Regions from separate parts of the Homo sapiens genome. Here region 2 is linked to region 1. A link is a loop called in an ENCODE intact Hi-C map of the cell type or tissue named here. Cell type or tissue: ascending aorta. All regions are shown on one strand.

What was found. Peaks named below come from ENCODE experiments on the same cell type or tissue, not always from the same donor. Only the 100,000 strongest peaks of a DNase experiment are listed, where the experiment ranks them.
Region 2: it touches region 1 in a loop (3-fold over the local background); 1 of 110 quality-filtered maps calls a loop at or near these places.

The regions. Positions count from the first base shown.
Region 1 is chr5:150,587,623-150,592,622 of GRCh38, forward strand. It overlaps a transcript of SYNPO not described here. Among named protein-coding and RNA genes, the nearest start is that of SYNPO, 51 kb to the right of the region's middle. RefSeq lists enhancers at 2,597-3,096, 2,644-2,843. In ascending aorta, a CTCF peak has its summit at 2,328; DNase peaks (open chromatin) are centred at 649, 2,409, 3,509, 3,889 and 2 weaker places; H3K4me3 peaks cover 1,094 bases; H3K27ac peaks cover 3,899 bases.
Region 2 is chr5:150,137,749-150,142,748 of GRCh38, forward strand. All of the region lies in intron 1 of PDGFRB (platelet derived growth factor receptor beta), which reads right to left. Among named protein-coding and RNA genes, the nearest start is that of PDGFRB, 16 kb to the right of the region's middle. RefSeq lists an enhancer at 1-353. In ascending aorta, a CTCF peak has its summit at 2,628; DNase peaks (open chromatin) are centred at 1,153 and 2,253; H3K4me3 peaks cover 4,457 bases; H3K27ac peaks cover 5,000 bases.

The DNA of each region.
Region 1 (5,000 bases):
TACATTGTTAAAATAAAACATAGCATTATAATTAGAAGGGACAATTAAGAGCTCAGTTCCCTCTTATAGGAGATGAGCAGATAGGCTCTGAGAAGTGAAATCGATGTGTCCAAGGCCACACAGCAAATTAGGTGTCCACAAATCTGTTTTCTCACCACTGTGTGAAACAGCCTCTGGAAAAGGGGCCAGAAGGCTTTGTTCCAGTCCTGTCTCTTCTGAGGTTTCTGTGTGACTTGGGACAAGTCATTGGGACTCCATTTTCTCTTTAGAAGAAAAGATTGGGTCTCTCCCAGGGGCAAAATCTAGCTATTCCCTTGCATTTTTGGGAAGGTCAGCCTTACTGAGCTGTGTTGGATATCCCTCCCCATACCTTTCTCAAAGCCCAATAGAGTTGTCAGGATGAACGCCAGGCCCCTAGGGGTAAAGTGAAGTAATTTTACAATGAGTCAGTGTACAGTATGAATTTTTTTAGTTTCAAAAAAGTGTGAAAACATGGTTCCATATTCCATAGAGGATAGTCCAAAGGCCTCAGCCTGACTTTATGGACCCTGGGAGCTTCTGGGACCTCCCATTCTGGTCTGAGGACCAACCTCCAACTCCCTCTTGAGCCAGCCTGGCCACCGGCCATATCTCCATGCGTGACTTTCCACTCTCTGGTGTGCCCCGGGGGTCGGGGGAAGCTGCGTGTTATAAAAGGGCCCTTAGTGAGTTTCTGGTACCACATAACCTTCCTGGAACTTTGTCACTACCCTGGACTTCTGCAACCCCAGCCTCTGAAGCTGGGGGTGTGTCTGCCAGGGGGAACTTCCCCTCCCCCAGAGCCAGCCTCAGGCTGCCTGTCCCCACCCAGAGGAAAAGGGGCTCCACATGTTGGGAAGGGAAGGACCTCTGCAGCAGCCATGGAAGAAAGTAGGTCTTGAGCATCTCAGAGCCCCAGACACCCAGGATTGTGGGAGTCAGAGAGAAGGGGATCTCAGTCTGTCTAGGAGAGTGGGGGAGAAAAACCATCCTATATGGCAGAGGTTAGGGGTGGGGTGCAGGAAGGGGGCAGGGGAGAGAAGAGGAGGCTGGGGCGGTGCTCCCAGGAGCTCCCAGGGGCCATAAAGTCAGTCTAATGAGGCCTTTGGACTTTATCCTCTGTGGAATATGGAACCTTTTTTTTTAAAGGTGTTCACACTTTTTGACATAAAAAAATTTGTATTGCACAGTCACTTATTTACAAAAAAAAGGCAGCAAACAATACAACTGAATTCTTAGTAAAAAATAAATTTTCCTTCCCCTCTCCCAATTCCTTCTTGAGAAGCAAACCCTTTTGACAGGTCTTGTATGTCTTTGGAGCAATATTCGAGGCTATATTGATTCAATGCATTCCATTGCTTCCTTTTTGTAAGTGGTAATGTACTATACACACCATTCTCTGTTCCAGTGTATGCTTTATAGATTTTTTTTTTTTTCTGGAGACAGAGTCTCGCTGTGTTGCCTAGGCTGGAGTGCAGTGGTGTGATCTTGGCTCACTGCAACCTCCGCCTCCTGGGTTCAAGCAATTCTCCTGCCTCAGCCTCCCGAGTAGCTGGGACTACAGGTGTGCGCCACCACACCCAGCTAATTTTTTTGTATTTTCAGTAGAGACGGGGTTTGGCTATGTTGGCCAGGCTGGTCTTGAACTCCTGACCTCAAGTGATCCACCCACATCAGCCTCCCAAAGTGCTAGGATTACAGGCAAGAACCACCACACCCAGCCTTACAGATAATTTCTGAGCAGCACATGTAGGTGTATCTCATTGGTTTTACCCCCACTTACTGTCCTGCCATATAGACGCTCTGCACGTCATTACCCATCCCTACGAATGGACCTTGACATCATTTCTAGCCATTTGCTTCCACAAACAACCCTGCGATGAACATATCCTCACGCATTCACCTTTGAGCATGTGGGCTGGTGTGCCAGCTGGATAACTTCCTAGAAGTGGTATTGCTGGTCAAAGGATACATGCATTTAATTCAGTATGTGTCACCACATTGTTGCCTAGAAGGTTTTGAGCAGGGGAATGACAGGCCCCCGTGGTCTGGTCAGTTGCTGCTAATGCATTTGGCAGGAGGTAGAAAGAGCAAATTATTGGATTATGAGCCACACAGTCTCCAGGTCTGAGATGGACTAAAGTATCTTCAAATGAGGGTTTATTCAGAGTCCCTGTGAGCCCTTTCAAAGCCCCCAGCTCTGTGCTCTCTGTAGTGCTCTCTGGAGCCTGGGAGAAAGGGATTCCAGTAGACAAGTTCCTTTGCTGTGGGGAGAGGTCCCCAGTTCACCAGTCATGCAAGGACCCACATCCCCCGCCAGGGGTGGCTGCAAACAACCTAGTGGGGAGAGGACAGGCTGCCGACAGCTGCAAGGAACGAAGTTCAGCCAAAGCCCGCGCAGAGGGCTGCCAAGAGTTTTTTCTTTTCATTTTTCCAAGCCTTGCGCTTTGGGCTGGGGCACAGTGTCATCCTCATGTTTCCTATTATTTTACAAGGCTCCCATCAAAGCGCCAGCCGCACAGGCTCTTTGATGTCTGAGCTGGAGCCTGCCTCTGCCTTGGGGAGAAGCATCTTTGCTGAGGATCAAGAGGTGAATGAGGCCTGAGATGGTCCCCATGCCTCTCCCCTACGTGCTCCCCTGGCTCATCTCCTGGCTGGGACCATAGGCCCCTGGAGGGGGAGAGAGGGACCGCCACAGCCAGCCAAGCTGAAAAGCCTCTAAGATAGCTCAGAAGGGGATGTGGAGGCCCAGAGAGGGCCAAGGGGCTGCTCCAGGCCACACAGCAACTTGGTAGAGCACTTCAGCTCTGGTGGTGATCAGACGCTGGGTGAGACAGCAGAGGGGATTTCTACCAGAGTCAAACCAAGCCTGGCAGGCAGCCTTTGTCTCTTGGTTTCTCAGTTTCTCCACCTCACGTCCTAGAAGTCTTTTGGGGCTGATACTGTGCATCTGAGGGTGGCGCTTGTGTGGGCTCTGTCCCTTCTAAATACGTGACCTTGAGCAAGTTACTTAACACAACCAAGCCTCAGCTTTTTCCTCTCTAAAATAAGATAATGGCAATTGTCAGCTTAGAGGGTCCCTGTGTGGGTGCAATAAGAAGATTCACAGAAAATACTTAGCACGGTGCCTGACACGTGAAGGGTCTCGAAAAGGAAGGGCTGTTATCGTTGTTGCTGGTAATGACAATAAAGAAGTGGGAAGGGGGCTTCTAAGGAGAAGAGGCTGGTGCAGCATAGACTTGCTGCTATACCTCCCCGTCCTCAGCCCAGTCCTGGTCTAAGAAGGGACTGGGGCCTTCTCTGCAATCCAGGGAATTAGCTCCTTTTCTGCCCCCCTCCCAGCCCCTACCTCTAATTCCAAGGCTGTCTTCTGAGCCTCAGGGTTAGAGGGGGTGGGGAACAGATGAGGCAAAGGTGCCAGGCCTGGGATGGGGGCACTAATGGTGTCTGGGCCGGAAGGTCTGGTAGGTGGGGGAGGGGTGTCTGGAGGACATGGCCCGCAGCCCTGACTCCCGGAGGCAGCCAGAGTGGAAGTGGGGGTGGGTCTTGGCAAAGCTGAAAAGGCTGGGATTTGACTTGGAAACACATTGAGAAGTCCCTGGCGGCTGCCTCCTCAGTAACAGCCCCTCTGAAGCTGAGCCCGGGACGGGGAGGCTGTTTTGTATAAAGGGGCTCTGGGGACCTCAGTGATGGAGAATGGACTGAAACCTCTCCCCCAGAACTGCAGCATGCGCAGCTGAGCCCCCAGCACTTCCTGCAGGCCTGCCCCAGGGGCTGCAGAATTCCAGCCATCAAGCCTGTGTGGACAAGGGACGGGGCAGGGGAGGAAGGGACCCTGGAGTTCACAGATGGGAAAGGGCAGAAGCGCCGTCTCAGATAGCCCCAAGCCCTGGTCTCTTGGCCTTCGCCTTCCTGTTTTTTGTCACAACTGCATTGAACCTGTGATGTTACTTACGTAACAGTTTTCTTTAAATTGATTCACTTTTTAAAACCTGAATACAGTTATTTCAAAGGGAATTTGATATTGCTACTGTAAAGGGAAGATAGTAACACTCACCGTACATAGTAACCATGTAAATAAAATACAATAAAAACAAAACAATGTTGTTAAATTTTACCTAGAGCCTGAGACTTGTTCTCTCTCTCTCTGATAAAAAGGAAGATTAACAAGCGTCAGAGCTATGTTAAAGACAGGCTAGCACCCAACTAAGACTTTCTTCTTGATTATATCTGCCAGATAAAATACAAGATGCCCTGGCTCACTCCTGTAATCCCAGCACTTTGGGAGGCCGAGGTGGGTGAATCACCTGAGGTCAGGAGTTCGAGACCAGCCTGACCAACATGGAGAAACCCCGTCTCTACTAAAAATACAAAATTGGCTGGGCATGGTGGCGCATGCCTATAATCCCAGCTACTCGGGAGGCTGAGGTGGGACAATTGCTTGAACCCGGGAGACGGAGGTTGCGGTGAGCTGAGATTGCTCCATTGCACTCCAGCCTGGGCAACAAGAGTGAAACTCCGTCTGAAAAGAAAAGAAAAAGAAGAAGAAGAAGAAGAAGAAAAGATACAAGATGCCCATTAGGTTTGAATTTCAGATAAACAATGAATAATTTTTTAGTATATATCCTAAATATTGCGGAGGCCCTACTTACCCTGGAAAAAGTTATTTCTTATTTATCTGAAATTCAAATTAACTGGGTCTCCTGTATTTGTACTTGCTGAATCTGGCAACCCCACCCTCAATGAATGAAAGAGAGTTTTTAAAGGAACAGCTTTCTCACTGCTAAGTGATATTGGATAGTTCCATGTCCCTATGCCACCAAGAAAAAAAAATCTTGAGAAACACTGTTCTGATTCAAGGTGGAATTAGACCAACAAAACACGCTAGTGTGGGAATCTGCAAGTAGGTTAAGAACATCCCAAATGGGGGAAATTCTGACGGCTCCATGCAGGAGAAGGAGGCATTGGGGCTGGACCCATAG
Region 2 (5,000 bases), 450 kb before region 1:
TCCCCCCACCCCCACCCCCAGGGTGCAGATGGGGAAACTGAGGCTCTGAGAAGGTGAGAAGTTTACCCAAGATTCCACAGCAGAGCCTGTCTGAGAGGGAGACAGAGAGAAAGAGACCTGGAATGATAGAAGTAGAAAGAGACAAAGACACAGAGACAGAGAGGAGGTGCCCAGAGAGACAGCACCAGAGGCACTAAGAGACAGAAGCAAGGACAAAGACAGAGACAGAAGCAAGGACAAAGACAGAGACAGAAGCAAGGACAAAGACAGAGACAGAAGCAAGGACAAAGACAGAGACAGACTGAATGGGGTGGCCCTTGCTCTCCTCTATCTTGGAAGACACACCTCAGGTCCCAAGAGACCACCAGGAGCCAAGTATGCCAAGAGTCTGCCTGCAGCATTGGCAGGAAGGACGCCAGAGGACAGGGGTCGCAGAGCATGAGCTTTGGGAGGTGACGGCATGATGAGGCAACAAGGAGCCTCCTCTGGCTGTGGGGCTGCCCAGCCTGGCCTGCCTCTGAAGGCCATGCCCAGCTTGCCCCTACCTCCCCATCTCACCCCTTTTAGTTTTCAGTTTAGGTCTGCAGACCGGGTTCAGGCCCCAGCATGCCACCTCTTGTGCCATCGCTCTCCCTGTGGCCTAAGTCCCCAGCTCTGGAAGTGGATGATGGTGAGTACCTCACCTACCAGGGCTGCATTCACATGTCAGGGGTGGGACATAGGCAAGGCTCCTCCCGCCTATGGACCCCCAATCTTAGCTCTTCCCAACACCCCAAGAAACAGTCTGAGCAAATCAGCTCTTCTCCTCCCTCCTCCCTTTCAGACTGCCTGCCTGAAGGTCTCCTCGTTTCTTCCTCTCCCCTCTCTGAACTGCTCCTGACTCAAAGCCCAGCCCTTCTGACGCCCCCTCCAGCCTCTGCTCCCCACCATTCCTCTGCCCCAGCCCCTCCAGCTGGATGCCAGGCCTCCTTGGTCAGGAGGGAGCAGCGCCAAGGCGGAGCCAGCAGCCCCCACAGAGGCCCATCTGCCCCTCCGTCGGTGCCCCTCTGGCTGCCCCCTTCCTGCTAGAGATCTCAGCCAAAGAAAATCATTAGCAGAGGCTGGGGGAGGGGGTCACTTCAGCTTCCCTGCCCCTCCTCTCCCAGTCTCCCTGGCTGGCCACACTGTTTATTATTCTAAAGGAGGAATTTGGCCGGCTGGCCAGGAGAAGGGAGGTCACTGCAGCGGGGCTGGCCTGGCTCTGGAAGGCTGGGCTGGCTATGTGGGCTGGGCCTTCATGGCATGCAGCCCCCGACCCTCCTCCCATGTGGCACTCCATCCTCTCCCCTTCAGGCTCTCTTCTGCTGGGCCTGGGGCTGGGGGTGGCTTAGAGACTCTGAGCTAGGAGGTATGCTTTTTGAATGGGCAGCAGAGGCCCAGAGAAGGACAGAAGCATGCCCCAGTCACACAGCAAAAAGGCAGATTCAAGCTGTGGGGAGAGGACAGGCAGGCAGTGTGGATGCCGTAGGGAGGTTGTAGGCACCCCAGGGATCTCGGACTGGCTTTACTATGAATAGAGCAATCAGCTCCCCTCATAAGCACCCTGGGACCCACTGTGAGACTGAGCGAGTCTCCAGCCTCTCTGAACTCTGCGTCCCCATCCATATAGAGAGGTTGGCAGGTGTCATCTCAAAGAGCTGTCCCTATGGTGAAGCTCTGCCTTTCTGACAGGCCAAAGAGAAGATTCTAGTCACCACGAATCTTACCGGGGTGTTTTGAGGAGGTGGGGGCTAGTAAGCAGGAGGGGGCTACATTCCTGAGGCTAGAGTCACATAAGAATCCACCAGCCATCTCATTCCACGAAAGGAATTTCCATGACTATTCAGCCACAGACTTGCTGTGCGGGCTTTGACAAGTTGTTTCCCTCTCTGGGCCTCAGTTTCCCCATCTATACAATTAAGAGTTAGACCAAGGCTGGGCATGGTGGCTCATGCCTGTAATCCCAGCACTTTGGGAGGCCGAGCCAGGCGGATCACGAGGTTGAGAGATCGAGACCAACCTAGCCAACATGGTGAAACCCCGTCTCTACTAAAAATACAAAAATTAGCTGGACATGGTGGCAAGTGCCTGTAGTCCCAGCTACTCAGGAGGCCGAGGCAGGAGAATCGCTTGAACCCAGGAGGCGGAGGTTGCAGTGAGCTGAGATCACGCCACTACACTCCAGCCTGGTGACAGAGTGAGACTCTGTCTCAAAAAAAAAAAAAAAAGTTAGACAACAGTGTTTCAACAGTGTTTCAGGGGACTTTCCGCTGGTGACGTGGAACCCCAGGAGGTGGCAAGGAAAGAGTGGTAGGGACAAGAGGCTGGAGGGCCAGGGAGGGCAGAGAAGGGCTTAGGGCACCCAGACATGACTTCCCAGGCCATCCTGGATGACTCCCTGATACCCCACATTTTCCACCAAATGTGTTAGGCCTCTTTGTGCTTCCCAGAGGCTGTTCTGGTTCCAGCCAATCCCAGGGAGGCCCAGGCAGCTGACTTGGTGGTAGTGGGCTTGCCTGTGACAACTTCCCCTCTTTAGGAGGACTGTACTCTAGGGAAGGGCCACCTAGGACAAGCTGGATGTCACAGTCAGAGAGCAGGCACTCCCCCTATCTGCTGTACTCTCCTGCCCAGGGAGGCCTCTAGAGCAGAGAGAGGGAGGGCACCCCTAGGTGTCCCCCTTTTGCCCATGAAGAGAGTGCTATGTGCCAGGAACCCCTCCTGATTCCTCCTATTCTGGCCAGGTTGTAGGCTCAGAGGCCCAAAGTGGAGATCATGCCCAGCTCCTCACGTGACTCAGAGGGACCCCTTAGGGGAGCAGAGTGAGGACCCCAAGTCCGGGGCACAGAGTGGAACCCCAAGTTCAGGGGAGAGGAGTGGGGGGCCCCAAGTCTAGGGGAGCGGAGTAAGGACCCCAAGTCCAGGGGAGCAGACTGGGAACTCCAAGTCAAAAGGAAGCAGAGTGGGGACCCCAAGTCAAAGGAGCAGAGTAAGGACCCCAAGTCCAGGGGAGAGGAGTGGGTGCCCCAAGTCCAGGAGAGCAAGCATGCTTGGGGAGTCATTCTCAGAGCCCCAGACTTCCCTCCTCCCAGCACGTACAATTCTCCACTCCTTTCCCACCGCCTTAATCTAAATAAATCCAGCCCATCTTGGCCACATCCGCCAGCAACAGCTTCCCTCCCTCAGGGTCCTGAGGCTCCCACGACACAGGCAGGCCAGGGAGGGGGCCCTGCATTGCTGCGGGGGTTGATGGGGGGAGCCTGCACATGGTCAGCACATACACACAGCACAGATGCACAGATGCCTGCCTACGCACTTCCTCGCACACTCCTCTGAAACACATACGTATGCAAGAGGCCATGTGGGTGCCAAGCCCTCATGCAGGTACTAAACATGTACACACCCACACAAAACACATGTGCGCAGCTCCCACTGTGCCCAGCACCCGTGGAGATGCACCCGTGTGCAACAGTTCACATGTGTATGCAGCACATACAACATGCACAGAACATGTGCACATAGAACCCCAAATTCACCTGAACACACAGCCATATGCATGAACAGACAAGCCAGAAAGCCCGTGTTACTGCACCAGGAACCATTCTGAGCATTTGGCACGTATTGGCTCACTTGATTCTCCATCAACTCTATGAGGTAGATACAGTGATCATTTCCATTTTACAGTGGGGAAACTGAGGCAGAGAGCATTTAATAACTGGGCTAGGAACACAGAGCCAGAAGGGGTAGAGCAGAGATTAAAGTGAAGTGGTGTGACTCTGTGTTCTATGCCACCAGCTCCACCGCTTCTCTGACCAACGTGCATGTTTGGTTGGGTCTGGGGAGAAGGCAGTGGGGACTGAAAAAAACAGATGGATTTGAGAGTTACTTAGCTGAGAATCAACAGGACTGGGTGACTTAATATTGAGGGGCTGGAGAGGGAGGTATGCACCTCTGTATCTGGCTTGGAATACTGGGAGGCAGAAGTGTATGTGTGTGTGTGTGTACACGCGCACGTGCTGAGGGGACGATGCCATTTTCTGAGATGAGAATGAGGTCAAAGAGCAGGAGTGAGAGCTGCAACTGAGCAGGTTTAGGATAGGGAGGGTCTGTGGGCACTGAGGGGACAGTGGGATGTTCAGTCTGGAGGCCAGGAACAGGCCGGGTAGAAACAGCAGTGAGATGAGAGAGAGAGGGCCATGCTGCAGGGAGAGGGGGGTGCTGGGGGCAGGCAGTCTCAGGCCTGGGATGCTCTGAATAAACCAAATGCCTGAGGGAGGAGGAGGCCTGGCCATGGGGTTATGGGGTCAGAGTCTTGGAATGTCAGCACGCCAGAGCCCTCAGGGATCATCTATCTGATCTAACTGCCTTCCTGTGCTCCATTGTGCTCGTGGGGAAACTGAGGCTTAGGGAAGGAAAGCAAGAGGGCCCATTGTTTTGGCCTAGACAAGATGGGCTCGGGTGATCGGTGGGGCTGAAGCTCACCTGGCTGCGCAGCTCCCCGCCTCCAGCCCCTGCTAAGATGTGAGGCTGGTGGCTCAAGGCCCCAGGCTTCAGGCTATAGCTGCCCCTGCCCTCTCCACAGCACACCTCTGTCCTGCCACACATTGACCTTTGTTTCAAAGTCACATTCTCTGCACGAGCCCAGCCAGGCAGGGATTGGCGACTGAGACTCAGAGGAGGTAATTTGCTAAGTTGTTGGGAGAAGTGAGCCACAGACTCCAGTCTCCTGACCCAGTCCAGTCTTCTGTTCTCCGTACCGGGGCACTTTACAGGCCTGGGACAGACTTTGGAGGGGGGTTGGGGTGGGAAGTAAGAAGACCTGGCTCTAGTCCCGGCTGTGACACCCACTTATAGGATAGTGGTCCCCCCTATCTGCAGGGAATACATTCCAAGGCCCCAGTAGATGCCTGAAACTTTGGATAAAACCAAACCCCATACATACTATGTTCTTTTCCCTGCAAATACATACCTATTATAAAGTT